Regions from separate parts of the Homo sapiens genome. Here region 1 is linked to region 2. The links are chromatin contacts, found by Hi-C or POLR2A ChIA-PET in ENCODE. All regions are on one chromosome and are shown on one strand. The core of a region is the stretch at or near the end of the contact, and the rest is flanking DNA. Distances in the headings are between cores, read along the strand shown.

Region 1 (4,932 bases), core at 746-3,245, 540 kb after region 2:
AGGGGATGTTAGAACCGTTGGTCACAGTTCTTATTCCTTTGCATTAAGAAGCGGCAGAGCCCACAGTGGAGGGAGATGTTTTTATACCACTCTTTTCTTTTTAGTGAAAGAAATGGAAATTCTTTATGCAGGGAAGCCTGGCTGTAGGGCTTATCAGTCTTTGGCATGCTTTATGCTATTTGGTAGAGGCCAGGAAGGCTGAAATATTCATTAGCATTCATAGCATCCTTTCTCTCCAGCAGTTCCCACCTTCTCTTTCTACTGCATGCGCCTCCTGCTGGGCCTGCCTCCCTCCCCATGCTCCCATTCTGCAATTGTTGGCTTGGCGAATGATGAGTTAAGCTCCAGCTGAAGTACTTTCCCCACAAGAAGGTTCTGCAGCAAAATTGTCTGGGATCAGATGGTCCCCGGCAATTCCTCTCACTCTAGTCTCCCTGAGGCAAATGCATGGAAGATGGAATGTGGCCTGGTTTTAAATCTTTAACATCTAACTCTGGCTGTTGTTACAGATTGAGTTCTTCACCTCCCCTTTGAAATTCTGCTTTCATTCCTCGGTATCTACCAGCAGGTTCTGCTCTCCAGCTTATCAACTACATTGATGGTCCTGTGGCTGCCTCTCTATGGTGGCATCTTTGTATTTGAAGAACACTAGGCCTGACATGACTCACCCAAGCTTCCAAATGAATCAATTTTGTCACTCAATGCCTCCATCTCCAAATTTAAAGAGCCTTTCACAGGGGAGAAAATGATAAATCTATTACTACTAACGAGGCTTTCTGATTCTTTTCATTATTGTTATTATCAGTGCTCTATAGAAAGGAATCAAGACAGTGGAAACATTTTTATAAAATGACACTTTATCTCTGTGATTAACTATATAATAAACTGTAAAGTCTTTGCCATGGTAATCTCCTCCTTACACCTTATTGCTTTGATAATAAAAGCTTTTTTATGGCAACAAAATAAAATTTTACTATCCAGGCAGTTTGGCTAAAATGAGAAGATGTGTTTTTAGAAGGAGAAAGGGCACATCTGAAACATGTGAGGTCCGCGTGGATTTTACGGGAACTCTGTTTATGTAGAACACGTTTGACGTGCCTGGTGCCCTCCAGAGGGCTTTACCCAACCATTTAGAAAACTTTTAGTGGCCAGTGGAAAGCCAATTAAAGAGTTATGTATTTCTGTCAAGTACTCAGGATCACTGTTGAAAAGCAAAAACATTCAGAACTTAGCATTTCAGATGATCAGTGGTGGGAGAACAAATTTCAGTAATTAAACCACCATAGTTTGCAAACTGCCTGTTTTGACTCAGCCAAACCTTGTGTGTTTGGTGAGTATCATGACACCTTTACTCATAAGCTTATGTCTCCAATGATTAAATTCTGTCAGTGACCAAAAGTTTTGCATAAATGTGATGTATATGCAAGCACCACAATGTACTAGTAAGTTTCATTATTGTTATGCCACAGAAAAATGAATATGTTGTCTTCCCTTATATTCATCACTATCAAGAAATTTTTATTGAGCAACCCATAATAAGTCTAAGATCATGAAATTGAACAGAAGTTTTTAAAAACTTAGTCAGAGCTCTCTAAGGAAGTGACGATTAAGCAAAGACCTGAAGGAGGACTCAGAGCTGATTAGATGAAGAGAAGCAAGGTTAAGCAGAAGAGTTGTCTTCAAGGTAGAGGGAAGGGCTTGTTTCAAGCCCCTGTGGCAAGGAGAAAGCCAGGCTTGCTCCTCCTGGGATGTCAGGAAGCTTAGATGAGATCATTCCAGGAAGGCACTGGCACTCTACCTAATGTGCCTGGCCCACCATCTGCACTCAGAAAGTGATCAGCTCACATTTCGAGGCAACTGAGGGCTGATATGTGTCTGCAGAGGTGTACCTCGAAAGCAAGTGTGTGACCTTGCAGCTTCCACAGTAGGAATGTGGTTGATGATACTGTCTCTGATTCTTCTGTGACTCATCAACTCCCTAATGTCATTCCTCTCCAAGGGACTCGCTCCTCCCTCCATATCTGGTAACTCCATACCAGGGCTTTGCCAAGTGCCCTCTGTCCTATCCAGCCTGCAGAGTTGTCAAGCCACACTTGACCACCCATACGTGTCTGTCTCTGTCCTGGTACCTCTAAGAAGATTCCACAGAACATGGAAATGGCACCGATGAAATTACTCCCAAAACTGGATGTGACACACCCAGACACCCCAGGCTTTGTGGGCATTTAGAAGGATTTAGGCATGGTCTTTCCTCTCTGACCTTCTTTTAGTCTGGCACTCGCTTGATGTAAGGCTGGCTCCTCACTGTCTGACAGCCTGCCAAAGGACAGGCTGGCTTTACTACTTCCTCCACATCCACTTCCCACCATTATTCTTCCCTTGACAAGCCTACTGCCTGGAAAGCAAAACTCAAGGAACTCTCAGGTCTACACATTGAGATTCTCAAGGGCAGGCCGGGTTTATCTGCCCTGGGCTGGCCCCTGATCTTGGTTTGCATCAGTTCATCAGCTCCAAGCTGGGTCCTGAGTCAGCAGAGATCACTGACTTGCCTTTGTGCACATGAGTTTTGAAAGCAGCCACCCATAGATAGCAGAGCTTGAATTACTACGATGCTTGCAGACAATCTTCTATGGAAATACCCAGAGAAACGGAAGCCTGGTTTGATGCCAACTTCACAGGCTCTTTCACATCCTCAAGGGTGTGCATTAAGCAGATTAACAATTTATTGTGTAAACCCTCTTCCCTCCTGTTGCTAGCCCAGAAGGTCTGAACTAACCATTGTATATAAATGCCCAGCTTTGTTTAATATGTGTTAGACCCGGGGACAAGTATTGTACCCCAAATGTCCATCTTGTAAATTCTCTGGGCACAAAATTATGTTAACAAATTTGATCAACAAAAGTGTTACGATGGTCTTGTAGCTGATAAAGAAATTAGCAAAGGCCCTTGCACACACCACCATTCCACCAACCCCACACACAAGTGGGAGGATTCCCAAGCCTCCAGGACCTCTGCTTTGCCTGCAGTCTGCTCCTCTCCCCTCCACTGGGCATCTGAGGACATGCCAGTCTTGTGTCACATGCAGCAGTATTTCCCTTAGTGTGTGCTGGGCATGCTCTCTAAACCCAGGGACTCTATTTATAAAGCCTTCTAGTTGATTCAGGGAAGGGAATCCTAATTGCTTCTTCTTGCCATCGTCATTTTCTTTCCTCTCTATCTGCTTTTCACTATTTCCCCAATGAGTCCTGGCAGGTCCTCTCACATCCTTCTCAGCTCTCCCACAAAGAATGTCGTCGTGCTGAGTTTTCTGTCTTCTCTCTTCCCTTTCTGTAAGGGATAAAAATTCAAAACATGTCCTCAAGCAGAGTAGCTTAACCATATATTTGTAGTTTGGGCTTCTGGCTCCACATCTGTAGATTCTCCCCATATCTCCCCAACAGCTTGTCTCGAACAGTCTTTGTTTCCCTAAAGTAAGGTAGCAGTGCCCCTCTCTAAGAAGGTTGTAAATAATGAAAACATACATACACACACACACACACACACACACACACACACACACAGATGCCTCTGTCATGGCTATGTTTGTGAACTTGGCAGAGAAGCTCATAATCACAGGAGCACAAAGCCTATTGACTCAACCCGGCATTTCATACAATTACTGAATATATGCTGGTTGATTACATAGACAGTCTCTGGAAATGCAAGAACTTGTCACATTGGAGACCTCCAAGGAGGGGAACTGAGTAAGTTGGGGCAGAGATGGGATAAAGAGTTCCTTCTCACTGTACACCTTTCTGTATCATGCATTTCCTATATTTAAAACACACTGACATACCTATGTAATGTCAATAGGTAAGGGACAGGCGTCCTGATATGTTGGTTACACCAAAGTGATCATATCCAGTGACCGTAAGCCATGTGTGTCATGGGGCTGGCTGATGTTGTCTGCAGTTGAGGGACTAGGCTTAGAGCCCAGTTCTGGAGAACATGCCATGCACTGTGCAATTAGTCCTTTCCACTAGGATTTCCTGGTTGGGAAGAGCTGAGTTCCTCAGCACACAGTCCTTTACTCTTCAAGTATTTAGGTTGCACAGTCTACTTGAGGAGCCCCTAAACTGCTATGGATATATTCCAGAAGTCACTTCTTACTTTGACAAATACTGCAAAATTTTTCAGAGGAAGTAAATTTTCAACACACTTTAAATTGCAAAAGTACATCTGATGGAGAAGAAAAAGTCCATGTGATGGAACAATCTGAGAGTAATAAAGATGATAACAGTGTTTTGAAGCACATTAAATATGAGTTTATAATTAATGTGTATAATTAAAATATACAAACAAGCAAAAAAATCTTCTTGATTACCTTTGAAGGATGCTAAGGAACCAACTATCATTTTGAAAACAAAAGGGGAGAATCAAGCATTCATCCTACCTTACCTATGCAAACTATACTTCATGATAACCAAATCATTGATAAAGTTTCTCTTTATGGAAGAATTCCAGGAAATAAGAAAGAGTTATAGAATGTGAATATCTCAATTTTGCAAACCCTATAAAATCTAGGCAATGATCATCAATGGCTGCTAAGATCATAAAAAAGAGAGATGTCTTTTGTATTTCCTATAAATTTGCCATTTTAGATGTAGAAATTTGATTAAATTCAGTCTCATTTTTTTTCAGGTGGAGTAGTTCATATCGTATACTTCCATCAGCACACACATAATGACACAATACACTTATCAAGTGTTCCTCCTAAGAAAATAAAACCTGAATCTAATCAGATTTCTACATCTAATAACAAATTTATAGGAAATACAAAAGAACAGGCTAAATAACACCATGGAGATGTAATCAGCAAAATTCAGGCTTTGCACAACTCTTCAGGACAAACAACCTAATTTCTTCAACAAATAAATTGCAAAGGGGATGAGA
Region 2 (5,156 bases), core at 2,620-5,119:
TTAGCTAATTATTGCATTTGAGGATTCATTGAGTGGTAAAGATAATCTGTAAGGTCTTGACATGTAGTGATTTGCATTTTGAGGAAGTAGGTGTCTAATAAATTATATACCACAGGAACAGGGTACATGGTGTTGCTTAGCTGGTGAAACTAGCCAAAGAATAAGCTTTCAAATCCCCAAATGGCTCTATTCTCTAATTTTTATTTTATCAAGCACTTTGGGGGCCAAATTACATGCTAGAGTGGCATACCTCATATGAAGCCTGTTCCTCTCAAGGCCCAGTTTTGGCAAACAAGCTTATTAAAACACAAAAAAATACCTATTCAAAACCAAGAATAATTTTTTAAAACTAAAACTTTTCAATCTCTTAAAGAACATCAAATGGGATCCAATTAAAATCTCACAGAACTTCTCAAAATCATTTCCCCACTCCTCTCCCTCTCAACTGCTCACAGAAAGCCACATTTAAGGGCTTTTGCTGCTCGCCCACCCCCACCCCCCCGCTTTTTTTTTTTTTTTTTTAAAGACAGACTCTTACGGTGTTGCCCAGGATAGAGTTCAGTGGCTCAATTTTGGCTCACTGCAACCTCCGCCTCCCGGGTTCAAGTGATTCTCCTGCCTCAGCCTCCCGAGTAGCTGGGATTACAGGTGCCCACCACCATGTTTGGCTAATTTTTGTATTTTTAGTAGAGACAGGGTTTCACCATGTTGGCCAGGCTGGTCTCGAACTCCTGACCTCAAGTGATCCGCCTGCCTCGGCCTCCCAAAGTGCTGAGATTACAGGTGTGAGCCACTGTGCCCGGACTTTTTTGTCTTGTCTATTTTTTTCCCCCATCTCCTGCCTTCCTGTATCCACCCATTTCACCTTTCAGTAGAGAAGCTGCACATTTGTGGCCCCTAGGCCAAATATGGCCTATGTGTGCATTTAATTTAATACGGTGTTTTACAAGCAAATTTAATTAGTTGTCAACATTTACAAGTTGGCAAATGAAACATAAAAATCTGTATCTGATTTGTGTCGAGAAATCTCTTAACAAGTTTGAAGGTTTGGCAAAATGTTGCCTTCATTTTACAACTGGCTAGCAGTGAATAGTGACTGCCTTCTTCAAATATGACATCTCTCTAGTTTGCCAGTGTTTACATTCCCTATTGTTTATTTGTGGCCAATTTTACTATTTATAATATAGACCTGGCCCCTGTAGATATTGGAGTTTGTGCCTTTTAATGCTGTCCTTTCCATTGTAAATTAGCCTTTCTCAGATTCCTTCCAATTTTGCAACTTTTCTATTATATTGAATAGCATTAAAAAGGTCTGAGAGCTCAGCAGGATCCCTTGAGAACTCTCAAGAGTCCAGAGGTGAGCTATAGCCTTTTGGACACTATAAGCATTAATATAATCCCTGTGCAGAACCCTATCAGTTAGAGAAGAGAAAACTCACACAACTGATTAGAGTAACTTTGTATATGTAAGACCTCTTTCCGGGATGGAAAACCAGCTCTGAGAAAAGGGAGAATGCTTGGCCATCTGTGCCAGTGTTGTTAGAAAAGTAGTGATTTACAAAATCGGTCTCCTAGAAGACAGAGGGGATGGAGACAGAAAACAGGTATTACAGTAATATCAAGGGGACCTGTGAGAAGGAATTGCAACGGCAATGACTTGCCATAAATGACATACATACCTCAGCTAATCAATTGAGAGCTGTTACTTTCTCTGGAGGTGTCTCCTACAGGGCTGTACAAATCCCTTGACTGTAAGGAAACATTTGTGCTTACTTTAGTCTGTTTCTTTACTCTACTCTTTAAATTCTTACTTGTATTTCTCAAAGACCTTAATTATCTTAGCGATACTGAGACAACTTTGTGGCATTTAATATTTGCTACAATTTTCCTTATAAAACACATTCTCCACTCTCTTCAATAAGAATAGATTTCATTAAGGCAGGGCATGGTGGCTCCTGCCTGTAATCCCAGCACTTTGGGAGGCCGAGGCGGGTAGATCACCTGAAGTAAGGAGTTCGCAACCAGCATGGTCAACATGGAGAAACCCTGTCTCTATTAAAAAAATACAAAAATTAGCCGGGCGTGGTGGCACATGCCTGTGATCTCAGCTACTAGGGAGGCTGAGGCAAGTGAATCGCTTGAATCTGGGGGGCAGAGATTGCAGTGAGCCGAGATTGTGCCACTGCACTCCAGCCTGGGTGACAAAGCAAGATCTTGTCTTAAAAAAATAAACTTAAAAATAAAAATAGATTTCATTATAAGGTCAAGCTAAAAACAAGACCACAAATCAAAAGCTGCATTTGCAATTCATGTACATGTTTGGACTTTTAGATAACATTTCAGCAATCCTCTATCTAACAATGGAAAGTAACATGTTTGCAATTGGCAAAACAGAGTGACGTCAGGTTGCCTAAATGTCATTATATACTAATTATTGTATAACTAACCTCTACTTGTTTTTAACCAGTTATTTTAGAAAGCGGCAGATTTCCTTAGTAATTAATTGAATAATTTTTGATTGATAACAATATTTTGATGTCAGATGGAATGCAACAATTTAGACCAGAGTAGGTTAGCATACTAAGTCACCAAGTCTATACATATATATAAATCATATTTTATCATTTGCTCATTTATGTTCCTACTCCAAGCCATTTGTTATTATTTGCATATGTAGACCAAAGAAAACAGTATGTGTGCTTAAATACACATATATAAACTCCGAACAATTATATATAAAGTGCTTAGATTTCTGGCCTATAGTAAACCCTCAACAAATGTTGGCTGTAGTTTTTTGTAATTTTCATTAATTATTCTCTTTACAGTGCTTTGTCTCACAAGTACTTGGATCTCATCCTCGCTCGCACACATTTCCCTGTTTTGTTTGTTTTTGGTTTATTTTTTGAGACAGGGTCTGCTTCTGTTGCCCAGGCTGGAGTGCAGTGGTGGGATCACAACTCATTGCAGCATACAACTCCTGGGCTCAAGCGATCCAATCTCCCATCTCAGCCCTCCCAGTAGCTTGGACTATAGGCATGCACCACCACGCCCGGCTAATTAAAAAAAAAAATTTAGTAGAGACAAGGCCTCCCTATGTTGCCCAGGCTGGTTTCAAACTGCTGGACTCAAGTGATCCTCCGCCTCGGCCTCCCACAGTGCTGGGAGTACAGGCCTGAGCATACATTTCGCCAAATCTTATTCCTACTCAACTGGCCACAGATAGTTGCTGGACACACATGACTTTCCTACACTGTTTAGTTTTTGAAAACCTCCAAATAGCAAAACACCAAGTAAAGCGTACTGCCTCGCCCCGTTTTTTTCCTGTCCTAGATCATGTACCCTGTTCCCAAACAGAGATGAATTAGCTTCATATCTAACCACAAATTCTCCATGAGCACAGAGATCTTCGTATATCTATAATAATTGTACTCAGGAAACTCAAGGTATGAGGAGAGAGATTCCCTTCCTTCGGGGCTTGTAGGAGACTTCCCACGGAATCTTCTTTGGGAATGTCTCCCTTTTAAGCCCTGAAAGACCAGATAAATCTCAGGTGAACCTAGAGAAACAGGGAGCTTCGTATACTCAAAAGTCTATACATTACGTATTATTGAACGGCGACCTGCGGCCGCCCCTGCTGCTGCGCATGCTCCATAACTGCCGCTTGCTATAGCTGGGAGTACTGTATTATCTCTTTGCTCTTCGCCGGCTCTTCCCCAGACTTCTGTTCGAACTTCCCGGCCGCGGCAGAACCCACCAATCACAAACGCCCTTCCTCAAGCCACGCCCACCGTCTTCTCCGGGATCCCAAGACCGATTTCGCCCACACCCCTCCCTTCCTTTCCTTACGCACGCTGCGCGCGGACGTCGGCCTCTGACGTCGTCGCCTCAGCGCCGGCTCCCGGCCGGGCCGCGGCCGCCGACCGTTGAGCCGCCGGCTGAGCCGCCTGCTGAAGTCCCTCCCTCAGGAACCCCTCCGCCACCCTCCACCTCCGAACCGCTCTCGCGGCGGCGACCCATGTGGGGGTTCAGGCTCCTGCGGTCGCCGCCGTTGCTGCTCCTGCTGCCGCAGCTCGGAATCGGAAACGCCTCGTCCTGCTCTCAGGCCAGAACCATGAACCCGGGCGGCAGCGGCGGCGCGCGATGCTCCCTCTCGGCCGAGGTGCGCCGCCGTCAGTGCCTGCAGCTTTCCACCGTGCCTGGAGCCGATCCGCAGCGCAGCAACGAATTGCTCCTGTTGGCGGCGGCCGGGGAGGGACTGGAGCGGCAGGACCTCCCCGGGGACCCAGCGAAGGAGGAGCCGCAGCCGCCGCCCCAGCATCACGTCCTCTATTTCCCTGGGGATGTGCAGGTAACTCGGGGCCTGCCTGGGTATCTGTTCCTTCCTCTCGTGTATACGTACGCGGTCACTGATTCTTCCCTCGTGGCTGCTGCCTGGTTCCTTTCCTTGCCTGAACACACCCACACATTCACTGAGGGTGGCTCTTCCTCTACTCCACGAAATCCAAAACCGTGCCTTCCACGCCCTTGGCGCCCTTTGTCCATAGAACCCCATGGGGAAGGTGTCCGACGAGGGCTACGATCTCGAAAGAGCCAGCTGTCGGTCCAGGTTTCCAAGAGGCGGAATTTGAGACAGGGAGTGACACGCATCTTGTATATTTATTCTATAATTTGGTTTCTCAGAGGACCGTGTGTGTGTGTTGGGCAGGGGACAGAGCGATGGCTTTCAAATTAAGTTAGCACGTAGTGTTTAGAAAACGGTGGCAGTAATTAAAAACCAAACAAACATTACAAAGGTATGACATCCAGTAACCCTAAAAAAGAGTGGGGATGGGTGGAAGAAAAGGGACAATAATTATTAAGCATGTCAATGTTTTGATGCTCACCTCTTTTGTACTTTTGCTTTTGCATGTTATGTTTATTATTTTATAGCTGCAGGTAAATATCCGTGGTTATGTTGCCCTGAAAACTGGGTCTTAATCTAACGTTGCATTATCTAATATGGTAGCCATTAGCCATATATGGCTATCTGAATTAATTAAAATTAAATAAAACTAAAAATCCAGTTATTCATATTAGCTGCATTTCAAGTGCTCAGTAGCTACAGATGGCTTGCGTGTGCTGTATTGGACAGCACAGATATATAGCATTATCATAGA

Evidence for each region. Hi-C counts contacts between places; a loop is a spot of excess contacts on that map. ChIA-PET counts read pairs that join two places held with the same protein, here RNA polymerase II (POLR2A). Pooled maps may share reads with other maps.
Region 1: a pooled map shows a loop between it and region 2 (9-fold over the local background). The contact joins the enhancer-like site here to the promoter of C2orf69 in region 2. A Hi-C loop is called at or near these places in 8 of 50 pooled maps. POLR2A ChIA-PET finds 5 or more read pairs at or near these places in 2 of 52 experiments (CD4-positive, alpha-beta T cell and Caco-2).

What each region holds. Positions count from the first base shown.
Region 1 is chr2:200,453,701-200,458,632 of GRCh38, forward strand. All of the region lies in intron 8 of SPATS2L (spermatogenesis associated serine rich 2 like), which reads left to right. All of the region lies in intron 2 of LOC101927741 (a long non-coding RNA gene), which reads right to left. Among named protein-coding and RNA genes, the nearest start is that of KCTD18, 54 kb to the right of the region's middle. Within about 2 kb of position 1,996, at least 4 of the 41 ENCODE cell types and tissues checked have a DNase peak (open chromatin) inside an H3K27ac peak, as active enhancers do.
Region 2 is chr2:199,907,424-199,912,579 of GRCh38, forward strand. C2orf69 (chromosome 2 open reading frame 69) reads left to right here and starts at 3,870. Exons shown (of 2, transcript NM_153689.6): 1 at 3,870-4,348. The coding sequence starts at 4,016. LOC101927687 (a long non-coding RNA gene) reads right to left here and starts at 3,723. Exons shown (of 4, transcript XR_923766.4): 1 at 3,602-3,723; 2 at 1,680-1,749. RefSeq lists an enhancer at 4,002-4,191.